3 separate regions of the Homo sapiens genome follow, and regions 2 and 3 are each linked to region 1. Evidence: chromatin loops called from intact Hi-C (ENCODE). Cell type or tissue: heart right ventricle. All regions are shown on one strand. Each heading gives the region's core, and the rest is flanking DNA. Links, peaks and the distances in the headings are about the cores only.

What was found. Peaks named below come from ENCODE experiments on the same cell type or tissue, not always from the same donor. Only the 100,000 strongest peaks of a DNase experiment are listed, where the experiment ranks them.
Region 2: a loop joins it to region 1, with 4 times the contacts of the local background. A loop is called at or near these places in 1 of 110 quality-filtered maps.
Region 3: a loop joins it to region 1, with 1.8 times the contacts of the local background. A loop is called at or near these places in 1 of 110 quality-filtered maps.

The regions. Positions count from the first base shown.
Region 1 is chr15:77,282,176-77,287,954 of GRCh38, reverse strand. It overlaps PEAK1 (pseudopodium enriched atypical kinase 1), which reads left to right. Exons shown (of 10, transcript NM_001385026.1): 3 at 1,451-1,532; 4 at 2,900-2,997; 5 at 3,925-4,072. Among named protein-coding and RNA genes, the nearest start is that of LINC00597, 60 kb to the right of the region's middle. RefSeq lists an enhancer at 5,142-5,740. In heart right ventricle, for the core only: no CTCF peak of the experiment used is centred there; no DNase peak of the experiment used is centred there; H3K27ac peaks cover 733 bases.
Region 2 is chr15:77,221,942-77,227,720 of GRCh38, reverse strand. The region is part of intron 6 of PEAK1 (pseudopodium enriched atypical kinase 1); the gene reads left to right. LINC00597 (long intergenic non-protein coding RNA 597) reads left to right here and starts at 2,317. Exons shown (of 1, transcript NR_026813.1): 1 at 2,317-3,828. In heart right ventricle, for the core only: no CTCF peak of the experiment used is centred there; no DNase peak of the experiment used is centred there; H3K27ac peaks cover 1,751 bases.
Region 3 is chr15:77,332,406-77,338,184 of GRCh38, reverse strand. The region is part of intron 2 of PEAK1 (pseudopodium enriched atypical kinase 1); the gene reads left to right. Among named protein-coding and RNA genes, the nearest start is that of PEAK1, 85 kb to the left of the region's middle. In heart right ventricle, for the core only: no CTCF peak of the experiment used is centred there; a DNase peak (open chromatin) is centred at 2,644; H3K27ac peaks cover 1,424 bases.

The DNA of each region.
Region 1 (5,779 bases), core at 1,251-5,250:
GGGATGGAATTCAGGAAATAGACTTGGAAAGTGTTTAAAGTAGAAATCAATAAGAATTGAAGATGACTGGTGAAGTGTGAGATGATTGCCCAACTTTTAGCTTGAGAAGTTAAGGGGCTGTTGTTCTGCTGTGACAGGGACTTTAAAAAGGAACAGATTTTAGGAAAAGATGAACAGCTCGGTTTGGGATATATTGAGTTTTTGCCTATAGTACCTTCAGTTAGAAACATCCAACAAACAACTGGATGTAGGAGTCTGAGGCTCAGGTGAAAGGTTAGGATTCAGGGTTTTCATTTGAGTTCCTCCCAGTCCTGGAGGAATACAGAAAATGTGAGTAGAGTGTGAAGTGGGCAAAACACTGAACCCTAGGAGGAAAGGGAAAAAGAGGAACCCAAAAAGGAAACTGGGAAGGAAGAAGTTCTATGTCTTTGCCTAATTACTATTAAAAGGAGGACAACTTTATCCTTTTTGAATCACAATTTAAGCATTCTTGAATAGTAGGATATTATATAATGTTATGTAGTAGATAATAAACGTTTAAGTTTGCCACTTATTTGGTCAGCTGGAAAACATTTCATTTACTTGGAAATTGCGTTTTTATATTTTATCCATTTTCATTACTTGACAAATATTTTTTAATTCGTATCATTTCATGAGCTGCTATGTGCTAGGCACCATGAAGTCTCCTATTCTGGTTTTGTTTTAAGAATTACTCTGACCCGAAGGCACTGATTTACTGTAAATTTTGCATGGTCAGTCTTATGTGGATTAATATGGTAGTTGAACATCCTTCTCTTCCTGAGTACAGTGTGGCCCTTTTAATCTTTTTCATCTCTCTGGGTCACTATTTCTTCATTTTCTTAAGTCTGTTCATTTTTAGAAACTCAAGAACAGAGTCTGCCAACAGGTTTTAGAGATCTACAGGGTACATGACTGGGTTTCATGACTCAACTAAAATTATATGCAAGATATGATGCATATGTACACATTTTTATGAAGATGCAATTTATAGCTTCTTTTGGATTATCAAAGTTTTATATAACTCACCACTCACCTTCCACCCAAAAGGTTAAGAACTGTAGGAACCAGAAGTATTTTTGTGTAATGTATTATAATAAACTACACTGTTTCATGCAACCCCTGAATAGTGAAGTTATCTTTAGCAGAGGTACTGCTATTCTTTGAAAGTAATTTTTTGAAGTAAGGAACAAATTTATTTTAATGCACTATAATATATGTTTACTTTTTGGCTACTTAAGCCTATAATGTTTCTGTTGTATTAACCAATTAAAACACCTCTTAGTGATTTTATAGCTTAAAAATAAGTTCATCAAATAGAATAAGTAAGAGTTTGATTCTGCTTTATGGTGAATTAAAGAATGCTCAGTTTTAAAGAGTGATTCAAATGCCCTTTATTAATATATCTTCCCCACTTTGCATCTTCTAATAGGAAAAGAATACTTGAGATCCATTTGTAAGGAAAGAAAAGGAAGCAACAACATAATGCCCAGAGTTGGAGCCAATTAAACCAGGTTTGTACTTTTTCTTTCCATAATGTAACATGTTTATTCTGGTCTTAAATCTCTTTTATTAATCTCCTGTCTTATTTCAGCAAAAATCTAATAATTTTAAACCTTGCCATAGTAGTATGGAGGAGATAAAGGTGAATAAGACATGCTCTTTTCAAACTATTTGCAACTAATGCAAAAGAACAGAAATCATAACAGTCTCTGAGACCACAGTGCAATCAAATTAGAACTCAGGATTAAGAAACTCACTCAAAACCGCACAACCAAATGGAAACTGAACAGCCTGCTCCTGAATGACTACTGGGTAAATAACGAAATGAAGGCAGAAATAAAGATGTTCTTTGAAACCAAATGGTCTTTGAGAACAAAGATACAACATACCAGAATCTCTGGGACACATTTAAAGCAGTGTATAGAGGGAAATTTATAGCACTAGATGCCCACAAGAGAAAGCAGGAAAGATCTAAAATCAACACTCTAACATCGAAATTAAAAGAACTAGAGAAGCAATAACAAACAAATTCAAAAGCTAGCAGAAGACAAGAAATAACTAAGATCAGAGCAGAACTGAAGGAGGCAGAGACACGAAAAACCCTTCAAAAAATCAATGAATGCAGGAGCTGTTTTTTTGAAAAGATCAGCAAAATAGACCGCTAGCCAGACTAATGAAGAAAAGAGAGAAGAATCAAATAGATGCAATAAAAAAAAATGACATAGGGGATATCAAATGATTAGCAACTTAACTATGAATATGAAAGACAAAATTATAAACAGCTAGATAGCAATCTCATTTTAACATGGAAAGTTTTGTGAGGTTTGGTAAATTGCTTGAGGTCAGAAGCTCTTAAAGAGTTAAGTTGGGATTCAGACTCATATCTGCTGACTCCAAACCGTATTTGCCTTCCATTATGTCACAATGTTCCCTATTTTATTTAGGTTTAGTTGTTGTGCAACTGCTGATTATTGAAGTAGAGGGTGGAGGACATATGTATTTCATATAAGGAATTTACTTTCATTTAAGGAATTTATTTCATTTACTTTCTGATGAAGTAAAAAGGGGGAGAGTATTCTCTATTCCTCAAAAGTTTGGAAGATTAGAGATGGGAACTAACGTTTATAAGCACTTACTATGTGCTAGACACTATCGTAAGGACTTAACGTGAACTAACTTATTTAATTCACGACAGCCAGGTGACATACTAATCTTTAAAACAAAGAAATAAGCAAATTGTCCGAGATCACATAGCTAGTAAGTACCAAAAGCAGATTCAAAACCGTGTATTGGGAAAGGTTAGATAGGGTTTGTAAACCCATGTCTATTGACTTACTTTTTTTTTTTTTTTTGAGACGAGTCTCACTCTGTCGCCCAGGCTGGAGTGCGGTGGCGTGATCTTGGCTCACTGCAACCTCTGCCTTCCGGGTTCGAGTAATTCTCCTGCCTCAGCCTCCCAAGCAGCTGGGTCTACAGGTGCGTGCCACCACACCTGGCTAATTGTGTGTGTGTGTGTGTGTGTGTGTGTGTGTGTGTGTGTGTTTTAGTAGAGAAGATGGGGTTTCACCGTGTTAGCCAGGATGGTCTTGATCTCCTGACCTTGTAATCCGCCCACCTCGGCCTCCCAAAGTACTGGGATTACAGACTTGAGCCACCACACCCAGCTGACTTAAAATTTAATATTACACAAACCAAACAAATAGCTGGACAATTTAGTCTGAGCTCCTTTTGCTATTAGTGTCATTTGTAAGCATTCTTAATTCAACTATTAGCAGTTAAATCGCCTCACCAAAATAATATTTCCATCTTAACAAGCTTTTCATTGTAACCAGTTTGAAAAAGTAATTTAGGTTACATGATCCTATGGTGAAGAGAGATTTTAAATTCACAGAATAGTGAACAGCAACATATGATAGAAAGGACTTTGAGGTGGGGCTCAGATCTGGGTTCTTTCAATTCCCAGCTTTCCTACTGACTCATGTGCTCTACAAGTATCTTAACCTGTTTTCATACATTTTGTAAGGTGAGAAGATTGACTTCATTGTTCCATAAGTCCCTTACAGTAATACAGTTATCCTATCAGTAGATTTTTAAAATGTGCTTCACATGTGAATAGCTAAGAATTTTTGGTTGCGAGATAAGTCTTTAGAGATCACTTCATTGAATCCTGCCATGTGAAGATGGTGAGACTGAGACCTTCGCATTTGTATGGCACTGTAAACATTTCAAAGCTCTTTGCTCTTTACATACATTAATCTCATGTGAGCCTCATCACCATACTCTTGTGGGTTAAATATCATTCTCTTCATTGTTTACATGACCAGATTGAATTGGTCATATAGCTGGGCTAGACTAAGTGACTCTGTGACTCTCAACCAAGTTTATCATGTTTTCTTGCTTTAGTGAGACTAATTACATCCTTCAATGAAGTACCATTTTGTGAGAAAGTGAGAATTCAATGATTTATGAAAAAATCCAAGAAGGAGAAACAAACATTTTCTAATATGAAAGTAGTAATGACTACAGCTATATAAATAACAGTAACAAAGAGGTAAGGAAGTGGCAAGTAATAAGGTCTATGAGTTGATTTAATTTTGGTTTTCATTTATTCCTGGATTAAGAATAAGCATAATTGACTTTTAATATCCTTGTGTTTATCAACCACATACGTTATCCTGACTAATGCAAAGAGAAATCATACTTTATAATAAAGTATTCATAAATTGTAGGTGAGCTAAGGAAAATTTCAGTTAATTTAAAAGGATACTTTGAAAATGAATAAATAAGCATGGGAAGCTAAGCTGTACGTAAAATTAATTATTTCATTGCCTTTATTGAAGTGGGTTTTCTTTTTTATTTCCACTTTGTAGTTGTAGAGCTACAACTGTGTAACTTTTTAGTATTTTTTTAATTGGAAAGAAAATAATTTTAAAACTAGTATGTGGGTATGAGCAGTTTTTCTTGTACAATTTTTTTTTCTAAATTGTCTTTCCTTTAAAAGAAACTGACTTTCTAGACCACATGGTATGATGGTGCTTTCTCTGCAGATATGAAAATTTGATCATTAATACAATCTCCAGTTGTTCTATATTAAAAAGTGTTTTTTAAGATGATTAACTGCATGTTTTCTGTAGAACTAATAAAAGAAAGGAGGATCTCCCAGATGGTTCTAATCAAATAAGGAAAACAGCAAAGGATGGAGTTGATATACAACAAAATTTGAAAGCAACATTTTGAGATTTGACTTATTTTAGAGAAGAAAAATGTATTATGTCCTTTCTGAAGTCTGTTTTTCTTAAGAGTCCATTATAAGATTCTCTTGCCCAGCTGCTGATGTTCTTTCCTGATGCCCTGCCCTACAGAGCTCCACCTCTTATTGCGTACCCATTTTCATGCCATCACAGATCCATGGAATTCAAAATGATATTTGATACAGACTTGAATAGAGCTAGTTTTTAATTCTCAGCTCTATGTATGACTTCAAAACATATGCAAAGGTTTTTTTTACAGCCACTTTTTAATGGTGCCTTAAAGGAAAAGATGAAGAGGACCCTTCATAGTAATTAATTTTTTGGTTTTTGTTTTGAGATAACTCAGGAGCTAGTTTCCTGGAAACTTCAAACTCCTAACACAGTTTCATTAAATTTTACCTATTATAATATGATTGTGTCTTGCTAACCCAGACTGTAGTCATTTTAAGGACTACTGTTAGTTTCTCATTGGCCCATTGTGATTTAGTGTTCATAAAAAAGTTATGACATTTAACTGAGGGTTTGGAATTTTTCAAGATGACTGGGCTTTTTCCTGTGATTTGTGAGTTTCTCTTGTTTGGCTTTAGGCTTAAAGAATTCCTGATCTAGAGTCAACTGCAAGCAAGCCAGGCTTCCAGGCTGGTGTCCCATTCTTATTAAAGCATTCCCTTTGTACACGTGGATGGCCTTGTGATTCAGAAGGCATGGTTTTAATACACAAAGCCTTTTAACTTTTTAAACTATTTCAATAAAGAAATTGCTGAAACAGTAAATTTTTTTTAATGAGTCATGTTGACAAATTCGTTAGCATTAAATTAAGTGTTTTTCCTAGCCATTGATTATTTAGTTTTAATGTAGATTTATTTCTATGTAGTCTGCTTTCTGTGCCAGGATATTTTCTAAAAATGAGATAAGTTCTTAGATGTATGGAAATTCGAGGAACTCTTTGATGTCATATTCAGTAAACCTCAGGATGGCAATAAGGGAAATATGGAGCTGTTGATTTG
Region 2 (5,779 bases), core at 1,147-5,146, 60 kb after region 1:
CAGCCTCATTTTCTTAAGAGAAAAATATATTTACTAGAAAAATTATTAAATCATAGGACTTTTTTCTTATTTATTCTCTGCAGCAAAACAGCATAAAACATTTTGGAGATGGTTGTATCTAAAGTGTTTAAATCTCATTTCTATAAATTGTAAACTTCTGAAGATTAAGCCCAGAACTCTTCTAAATTGTTGTTTTCTGTATATTTATTTGGTTTTATTCTTCTTGGTCTAATCCTAAGTATGTGCTATATTAATATATTAGAGCAATATTGCTCTTACTTCTACTTTTCCTGTCTGTATGTTGTTCATTTTCATATTATGGGTAGAAAACCATCAGCCCCTGTTTGATCTTCCTACTATAGTCAATGTGCCTCTGTGTTACTTATACTACTCCACCCCCCTTATTTGTTTAGGGATATCATGTATTAGAAAATGGGATGATTTAATGGATGCCTACAAAATATGTAATAAGAATGGTAAATTTGCTGAAAAACAAGTAATTACAAAATGATAAACTTATTCTAGATTGCCATTTTTGTTTTTCCAGTCTAGTAATAAATACAAGTTCTCTTCCTTTGATATACATCAGAAGTACCTGAACTGTTTCAGATGTTTGAGCCCCCTCTCAGACCTGCTGGCTTAGGATCTATGGGAATGCAACTCATGCATCTGTATTTTAATAAAGATTACAGATGATTGTGACAGGCACTAAAGGTTGAGGACAACTGCCATATAGTAAAATAGAATTGTAGACTCTGGAGCTAGATAGATCTAAGTCCAGAGTTCAGACATACCATGATCTAAGTGTATGATCCAGTCCTAGGTCTATGAGCAAATCACGAAATCTCTCTGAACTTCAGTTTCCTTGTCTATAAAATAGGGGTGGTAATACGTTATAAGGAAGTAGAGGGATTAAAGGAAACAGTAGATAAAAAGTGCCTGGCATATGTTAAGTGGTAACTATTGTTATTCTGGTAGCATGACATTATCCTCAGTTTTCATCTTGACTTATGAAGAGTGAGGTGTTTCTCACAGTAGCTCTTTTCTGCATCCAGAAGAGTATGCAGAACTTCTCAAGCTATCTTTTCGTGAGACAGATTTATTTTGGGCTTTGAACTTTCCTCCAAGTTTTTATTTGGACTATTCAGAAAATAGTGTCAGAGAAAATACATGGCATCTCGGTTTTCAAATTCCACAACACTCTCTGGAGTGGCTAATTATTTCTGGACCCTGTTACAAAGTTATTCATTGTCTTATGTTAAGAACAGATATACTGGTATATCATGAACTTGGGACATAAACTTACTAGTTGCAAAACCATAGAACAATGGATTTTTGTCAGTGAAACATATGAATACCTAATTCGTTATCATGGCAACTTCATCTTTATATGTTTATGTTGTCAGTGTCTGGATTTGTAAATGATAATGTTTCAGATTTTCTTTTCAAACATCTCAGATCAAATATCAAAGACAGGGTTTTTTTTTTTTCTTGAAATATCTTTAGAATGTTTAACTGATAATGTAATGCAAAAAGCCACAAGAGAAAAGAGAACTATTGTTCTGTTTCCTGGTAATGGTCTTTCCTGTCTGTATTACATTACACACATATATATGTGTGTATGTGTGTGTAATATATATATATATATATATATATATATATATATATATATATATCCCTTTATTTTCAGTTGCTGTGACTGACAGAATTAAAAAGAAAGCATTGATTTTTTTTTCTTGGTTAAGGATCGATTAAATACTTAGAGCGTAATGCTCAGCATAAACATTTCATTTACATGAACTTTGCCTAGCATTTAACAAGACTATGGCTAGCTGCATTCTCTTATGAAATACACATTCACAATATCTTCTCAGTGAAGGGGCCATTTCTTTATGACTGTGTGTTTCGTCATATATTGAAAAACAGAGAGTATATTAACTATTTCAAATGTAAACATTACGAGTGTTAGAGATTACATAACTTCATGCTTGGTGTACCCTTTCTACTTCTTTCTAGAATTGTCATATATATATATATATATATATATATATATAAATTATACACACACACACACACACACACACACACACATCTGTAGAAAGTCTTGCTCAGATTTCACCATTGCTTACTTCTGGACCAGAACACCTTATAGGAAAATTTCATGTCACAACTATTTTTAAGCAGAAACTGCAGCAGATGAGGATATAAATAGATGGAAACAGTTTTAACCACCTATATCTTTATCGATCTTTGACTCCAAGCAGTTGCAAGCTTGGCATTATGGTTTATCTGAAAAACTATTCTAGTATAGCACCAGTTAATGAAATAAATTGTCTGCTATATATAGGTTTTGTGTGAACATACAAATGAAATGTACTGTCTCAGAATAATGTGGTTGGGGAAATATCTGGAGACAAATACAATGCAATTGCAACATAACAGTTACACACCAGACTCTTAACAGGAATAATGTAGTGTGATACTTGAAAGCCTAAACTCTGAAATGAGATTGCCTGAGCTGAGATCTCAATTCCTCTAACTATGTAACCCTGGGCAAGTTACTTCAAAGTGCCTCCGTTTTCTTCTCTGCAAAATAACCATTGATTTGAAATGTGGAGGATTTTGAAACCTAAGCTAAGAAATGTGGGTTTGATATGCTGAAAAATAGGGAGCTACTTAAAATTTTTGAACAAGCAAGTCACATGATGAAATTAATTGAGGAACATTGTATTTGTGATTGCATATGGATGGAGTGGGAGGACCTAGAGGCAAAGACATTAGATAGGAGACCACCAGAACAAACTAGACGTGAAAGGTGCAGCTGTGGAAATGGAAAGAGATGGGCAAAACCAAAAATCACCACAGAGAAAAAAAATCATCCAGATTTCATGATAGATTGGATGTATTTTGAAACACCTCTCTCCATACAAATGAAATAATTCAGCAAAATTCTAGAAAATGCTGGTGTAGGAGCTCAGTGGAAATCTCCCGTAAGTGCTGTGAGAAATTATAAATTCTGGGGACTCCAGCTGATACAGTGTGCATTCACTTACAGCTTCCTTTGCCCCTTTGTACACTAGAGCACAACAGGAAATATTGGCTTATCTCTGTAGGAAGTGTCTCTATAGGAGTTGCTTACTGAACTGAATATCTTTGTTTAGAACTAATTGACCTTTCTAAAACAGCATTTTTAAAGAGCTTACTCAAATAAGGCAGACTTTAACCATCTGATAAGTCAGAGACAAATCAGCCCTCTTCTAAGCAAGGTTGACAGTCAGTGCAAGAGAAAAGAAAGCACAGAAAGAAAGGCACCATCAGACAAAAGAACAGTGTATTAGTAAAAACCAGATAATTAAGAAAATTTTATTTAATGTGAACATTGAATTCTAACACAAATCCTTTTCCTGCATTATGATAGTATCTGTGTGAACCAACCTTTTTTCAGCCCTTTTTGTTATGGAATGTTAAGAATGTTAGTTTACAAGGTTATAAAGTAGAAGAGTCTAATTAGAAACCAGAAAATATCTCAGTCTTTTGGTCTGAATTTGTTTTCCTTTGGTTAGATTCTTAAAGTAGAAAAAAAAAAACTACTACTTATTTTGTAAACATTTTGAGGATTTTGATTCAGATATTTTAAATTATTATGAGAGATAAAGAATAACCCTGTCCAAAAAAGTAAGAAAATGAATAAAATTTGTTTAAAAGAGGATTCTCTTAAAATATAACCAAAGGGACAGATTTTGACAGCAGTCTTCATTGTTGTTCCATATGAGTGTTTTCTAAACCTAACAGATGTAAGCAATAAATAAGTAAAAAAAAAAAAAAAAAAAAAAATCTCTCAAATGAGGCTATTGGTTTCCTTCAAAATTAACTCATCATCTGGTCAGATATTTCCAGAAATTGTTTTTAACTATCTGGCAGAGCTACTGTTTTCAGTGAAGAGAGGGATCCAACAGTGATTTGATGTTTTAGTTTATATAACAGGACAGTGGTAGTATCATCAATCACTTAGCAGATTTAATTAAGTATTCTCTCTATGGTCAAATGCATTACCATTCTTCCCACTAGTCTAATAGTTTGAGTATTGGCTTGCTATTTAAGAGAAGTAAGTTATTTTTACAAGACCTTTTGTCTTGACAAAATAATCCATAACTCCTTTCCACTAGCCACAGTATTAGAGACTACTGTCGACACACACACAAATGTGTTTTGTGGGGTAATATCCAGATTGCTTGCTATGATAGTTAAATCATGTGGAAAACCTTGAATTTTGATGAAGACAGCTCTTGCTTACAAATGCATTTTATCCCCACAAAACATATCTTGGCTCTGATTACTCTAAGGTAAAACTCTACTAAACATGTGCTGCTGCTTTGCTTGTACTTGGGTGGAAGCTATGAGTGAGTGAGTGAAAGGTGCAAATGAAACTAAGTTCTTACCAGGTAGAACTGAAATAATAGAATACTGACTTCCAAGTTTGCTTCAAAAGGGCTCTTAGCAAGTGAATTCACAATTTACAGTATTAATCAAATGAGGGAAATGCATTAGAATATCTTGTTTCTGGAAGCTTTGTTGGCTATAGGCTAATTTCTAGCTCTTTAGACCAGTTTTGGCCGTCATTTAGTCACTAGTGACTTAATTATAATTAAAATTATTGCTTCTCAAATTTTCATATACATACTAAAGCATGGACTGATTCTAAATCTGGAGTGGGGCCTGAGACACTGCATTTCTAACAAGCTCGCAGGTATTACCAATGCTGCTAGTTCGTGGACTGTATTTTGAGTGGCAGAAGTCTAAAGAGTTGTCCTTGTTACCTGTGTCACCTGTCTTCTTACTCTGTTTGACTTTTTGCCTGTAAGATTAAATCTGTTTGCGCTTTATTTTGCCATTTTGAACTATTTCATAATGCTATGCTTTCTATGGCAAAGAAAATAGCCTCTGGAAGACATGCCCTTTTATTAGTGGGAGCTCCATGCTTTCTCTGGAGTTCCAGCAGGCTTTGTCTGGAGTTTGTCCAGAGGGCTATAGTGAAGGGACCCAGAAGAGCCTTTCATTGTTTCTGCTTGCAAGAAAAATCAATCACCAAGACCAGTTGATTAACAGAGATTTTCCCACTTAACTATCATTATGTGAAAGGAGTGTGGATTCTGCAGTAGAACCTGTGTGACCTTGGTCAAGTTACTTAATTTATTTGACTCTCAATTCCTTAGTCTATAAAATCAAAATAAAATGAAAATTCCTTAGTCTGTAAAATGCATAAGATCATTGGGATAATTAGTGATTAGCAGTAATATATATGAAACACTTGGATAGTATACTGTCTGCATTATAGTAGGCATTTAATAGTTAATAACAAACATCCTTGTCACTGAGTGGAATGAAACAAGCATTAAAAACTGTTTAATTTTCTCAGTGTGAGGCATTTCATTTGTAAGGCAGCAAACAAGAAGAGAGAAAGAAGGAGAAACAAATTTTGTGATTTGTTTTCTATGAAAGAAAAAGGTTAAATGTATGTTTTCATTTTTTTATGTTTCTACTTCATGTTTTAAAAAATTATTCATTAGTTTCCTTTGGAAAACTTGGGTCAAATCATTCTTCTGAATGTCCATTAGAATTCCTGTGATTCAGAAAAATTTTAGATCCTCAACTTTATTTTGAAAAAGAAAAAAAAAGAATTAATTCCATTCCATCCTAACTCACCTGAATTTTTGAGGCCAAGATATGCCCCAGTAGTGACATTCTTACTGTACTCTTTTACTGAGTATAGTATAGAGGA
Region 3 (5,779 bases), core at 1,109-5,108, 50 kb before region 1:
CTTTAGAGAAGGCTACTCCCATTGTCTGCTGTATTAATTGTCCATGCTAATCTGTCACTGCTGATTTGATTATCATTGCTTATTTACCCTTTCATTGGTATACAGTTTGAGTCCAATAGCTAAAAAAGCTCAAATTTTTACTGCTTTACACATTTGAAAAATAATGACCTCTTTTTACCTCAAGATAATTTATTATAGGTTCCAGAAAGTGGTATGATGGTACTTCCAATTCAGATTATTTTTTTCTATCAGCACCCCCAAATTATTGACAGATTTAGCTGTAATTTAATGAGAACAGACTAATATGACAAGGGAATTGATTTTTTTCTTAAGTCCTTGCTCTTCTTAGCTCTATTGCATGAAACGCTAAAGTAGCGTTTTCCATTCTGTCTTCCTCAAGTATAAAATGTGTTCCAGATTTTGTCTCCCCAGCTCTTCTTCTAGTGACACTATGTTCATAACTGTGCTATAATAATAAAGGGTTACTGACAAATGACTTTTCCGGGTTAATTTTTTGCATATGCCATGGTTTTAGATTTCATCTCATTCATGGGAATTAATCCATGGTAAAGGTTTTGTAGCATATCTCTGAGGTAAGTGAAAGTTAAAAATTCTGTTGGTGTGGAATCTCTGCCAGACTACATCTTATCTTCTGTTTGGTATTTTGTGTTCAGGATCTTTGTATGTCAGGATGATGAATTCAGATTAATCTCTGGATGATGTTACAGACCTATTAATTTCAGAGAAATCATCAAATTCTTAGTTTGATCATGTAGTTACTTTACATTATTATAATCTTCAATGATTATTTCTTGATTTTTAAAATAAATATTCACTGATGGTTTCTCCTCTCAAATAAATGAAATACCATTCCTGGCACCTTTCAAAATAAACTTCTTGTCTTGGCATACTTAGAACCTTTTTTTTTTCCCTAGTGGAGCTTTCATGTCTGTATTATCTTGTCTTGGCTGAGTTTATTTGGACTTCTTTTACTCCTCTACCTGCTTCTCAAACTTCATGGGCACAGGTAGGTTATAATGATGCTTCTTACTGTTGGCATCTTGAGGGCTAGCCCCGCATCTTGATTGGTTACTTTGTTGTCTTCTCTTTTTCCTATCTTTACTCATTCTGTTTCCTCCATAAACACCTACTATAATCTAGTTAATTTATGTCTTTGGATATTTCTATATCTTTGGAAAATATTATATAGTGTTTAGTACATATATATATAGGTTATTAATTTTCACAAATGGCCTTGGTCTGTACATCCCATTTTATTCTTTTTTTTTTTCATTTAGCCCTATATTTAAACAATCTATTTTTGTTGCTATATGCAATTCTGGTTCATTACTTCTGACTGCTATACAGTATTATATCATGTACACACTCTTATCCATGTATACTGTGTATTTGTCTTATTTATACATTTTTCTGATGGCACTTGGGTGTATTCAACTCCATGTGCCATTAATAATGTTGCAGTGATAATCTTCATTTTATTTTATAGAGGTATATAATCAAGAATGTGATTGATCTGTTGTTGGATGTCCATTATTAAGTTCACCAGGTATTGCCAGATTGCTCTGTAGGATGACTAGATAGTTTTTACTGCTTTGAGCAGTGCATGAGGATTCACAGACTCTATATTTCATGTGGGCAACAAGCAACAAGCAACTGAAGAGCTGCTTTTATAGACATGATTAGCAAACGGCCAAATTATTTATGTGTGAATAATATAAAACCAAAGTAGGTTACCATTAACCCCTCACTCAGAAGGGACTCCTGAGTGGAAAAGCTGCCTTGGTTCCTAGTAAACGTCTCTATAATGAGAGCTTTTTGGTGAGAGAATATGAGGGTGAGCCCTCGTTGCAAGTAACTCTGCCTACCAGCCATGTGGACAGTTTAGTTCTGCAAGATGTAAATGATTAGATTCTTTGTGCCCATTGTGGTTCTTGGAATGCAAACATGAATGAGGCTGATTCTCTGCCCCTGAAGCTCTGTGGTTGTAGAACAAGTAGGTGCAGGTCTTGTGCTCATCTGTCTTTTGGAGAGACCCCTTTGCTTCATCTCAGAGAAGTTGGCACTCACTGTTTAGTCTTTCATAGCAGTCTTTTAATGGCACTGTTATTCTTGTTATCTTACCTTCAAAAATTAAGACACAGAGATACCTGGGTCTATTAACTCTGACCATTTGGAGTCCTACTAGTCCATCATTATACCTAACCTGGTAAAAGATTTCCCAGAAAGAGATAGGTGTTCTTATTGTGGCATTTGTTTCCTGAAGTGCAATGATTGGGGTGGGAAGGATGGCATGTTGTCAAGTCTCTTTGAATTGGTAAAATGGAGATTGGAAACCATTACCTAGAAGCATGGATTAATTAAAAGTAGTGAGAGGGCTGTGTACAGTGACTCACACCTGTAATCTGAGCACTTTGGGAGGCTGAAGTGGGAGGATTATTTGAGGTCAGTAGTTTGAGACCAGCCTGGGCAACATGGGTCAGCCTGGGCAAGACCCTGTCTTTACAACAGCAGCAAAAAATTAGCTGCATGTGGTAGTGCACGCCTGTAGTCCTAGATACTCAGGAGGCTGTGTCAGGCGGTTCGCTTAAGCCCAGACTTCATGGCTGCAGTGAGCTATGATCATGTCACTGTGATCCAACCTGGGCAACAAGCCAGACCCTGTCTCTTGAAACAAAGTAGTAAGCATCAACGTGATGTATAGTGATAAGAATACAGACAACAGTATTGGGCAAAATAGCAGAAAAAAAAGTTTCCTATCTTCACCCATCTAAATTTCCATTAAAAAGACCACTAGATACATAGATGAATGGGAAAAACACTGCATGTGTATTAGAAGCTAGAGCTTAATGCCACTCATGCCAGAAAACCCAGAATAATCTTTGTTAGGCAGCATTGCTTATGGTCCTGGAATGAAAGAAGTAATTGAGGAGGAGCCCCTGAAGGAGAATCTTTCTGAGAGAGGACTCTTAAGTTGGGAGGGACAGTAAACTTAATGCATGTTCCTACAAAGCACAGTGTTTAAATCCCTCTCTTGGCTCTTTGACCAGAAGCATTTGTGAACACTGTTTATAGATCTAGAGTTTGCTTATAGCACCTCCCTAGAAGAAACCTGTCCACATAGGTGGCCTAGTCACTAAGTTCCCAGCTACCAACCCTCCTGCCTCAAACCCTGTTCAGATTGCTGGATAGCTCAACTAGCAATCTGTTGAGATTTGTGTTCTCAAAAAGGTTTAGTCATTAAACCTGGGGAAGCTGGATATCAGTAATAAAAAGGAAGCAATCTGACAGGATTCTGAAGGCATGAAAATACAGTTGCCAAATTAAAATCTCTGGATGCAGTGAATAGCAAATTAGACACTACAAAAATAAATCAAAATGACAAAATAAGACAAAAGGAAGACAGGTCAGGAGATAAAATGTATTGTACAAACAGCAAGAATATCAGAAAGAGAGAGATGTAGCACACACATTGTTAAAAAAATAGATGGAAATGATGCTGATCCAAAAGTAATACAAATAAAAATATGAAAATATTTCCTGCTGGACTTTTCGTAATTGTAGGCATTTATGCTAGAGACAATATGAAAGGAACCGAGTTGATGGAGGTATAGAGAACCAACCCATAAATTCTCGCATGAAAGAGCAAACTGCCTGGGTCGTGAGTGGAAGAGATGCTGAATAAATCTGACTAAATCTCCTCTACTTCTCGGAAACAAGGATAAGCAGGTACAAGTAGAAGCCTGGCAAGATGGGAGACCTTCATCTGGAAAATATTTCTTCTTCCTGGAATAATAAAAGGCCTTCCTTCTGGTGTCAGGACCAGAAACACTACATGGTTGGGCAGTCATTTCAAAAGAGAAGACAGCATTACTATTATGCACAAGTGATCTACCAGAAAATCTAGGAAAATTACCTGAAAGCCTATTTGAACTAAAATTATGTGGTTAGTTACGTCTAAATGTACTGAAGTCAGTACTTTCTCAATATTCAAGGAATACCTAGTTGGAAACTACAATGGAGAAAAAAAATCTCTTAAGTATTTAGAAACGATAAAACAAGTACAAATTATTTTTTAAAAACCTTACAGGATAACATAAAGAGAGTTGAATAAGTACAGAGATTAAACATGTTTCTAATAAGCAGGACTCAGTCTTATATTAATTCTTCCCAAATCTATGAATTTGATGCAATTCTAATCAAAATCTAATTAACATTTTTGATTCAGAAGTGGGATGAAATAGGGAAATTTAACAAAATTGGTCTGAAATTGTTGTAGAATAAGTTTAAAAGAAAATTTTTGAAGGAGTAGCATTATGAAGTTGGAATTGCACCACCATATATTAGAAGATTTTTATAAATCTGCAATGATTAAAACCATATGATATTGACTAAGAATGGAACAAGGTAGAGTCCTAAAATAATACAGATTAATGTATGATAGTGAAGCCATTTCAATTCATTAGGAGAATGAATTAGTAAACAAAAGTGGTAAGAATATTGACTTAAAATTATCACAAGAATATAAAACTAGAGTTGTACTTCATGCCATGAGCTAAGATTTCAGATGGTTAAAATAATGAAAACATTTTAAAATAGAATAAAAACATAAGGAAATGTGTGTGTGTAAATATATAATCAAGTAGTGGAGAAATTATTTTCTATTTTTAATGTTTAAGAAAATATTTATTCTTAGATAAGCTTATATAGTTGTTAGAGAAAAGAAATATACAAGCAAAAAGAAGAAAAAATACCCAGACTTCTACTCAGTTAGAAACCACAAAACCACCATTGGTTTCTAACTTGATAGCATGTTGGTTGTATATAGAAGTGCTCTTCTAAATGCAAAATTAAACAAATAATAACACACAAAAAGTGATTGAATCCGGCACAGTGGCTCGTGCCTGTAATCCCAGCACTTTAGGAGGCTGAGAAAGGAGGATGGCTTGAGCCTAGGAGTTCAAGACCAGCCTGAGCAATAAAGTGAGACCTCTTTGCTATAAATAAATAAATAAATAAATAAAGTGTTTTAGTTGCACAAAAAATTATGTATCAAATACCATCAACAAAATTGAAAGGCAAATGTCAAATATGAAGGAATATTTATGCCATGTGATAAAAATTTAACACCTTTAATGTATGAAGAGCACTTATAAGTCAATAAGAAATGAATGCCTGAATAGGAAAAGGAGCAGTCATGAATAGGGCAGTTTGTCATGGAAAACAAAATCAACCAATAAATGTGGGAAAGCATCATCAATCTCATTAGTAAACAAAGAAATGGATAATAAAACAATAAGGTACCATTAAAAAAAATGAAGTGCCTTTTAAAATCTACTGATAAATGTGGGAAAGCATCCTCAAACTCATTAGTAAACAAAGAAATGGAAAATAATAAGGTACCGTTAAAAAAAAATGAAGTACCTTTTAAAATCTACCAGATTGGTAAAGCTTTTAAAAATGATAATGCCACCATGGGACAGGGTGCTTGGAAACAACCACTGTCCATTAACTAATAAAATTTATATTTTCCTCTAACTTTCCTATTATTTATTTATTTATTTTTTGAGACTCAGTCTTGCTCTGTTGCCCAGCCTGGAGTGCAGTGGTGCAATCTTGGCTCACTGCAACCTCCGCCTCCCGGGTTCATGCCATTCTTCTGCCTCAGCCTCCCGAGTAGCTGGGACTACAGGCACCCGCCACCACACCTGGCTAATTTTTTTGTATTTTTAGTACAGATGAGGTTTCACCGTGTTAGCCA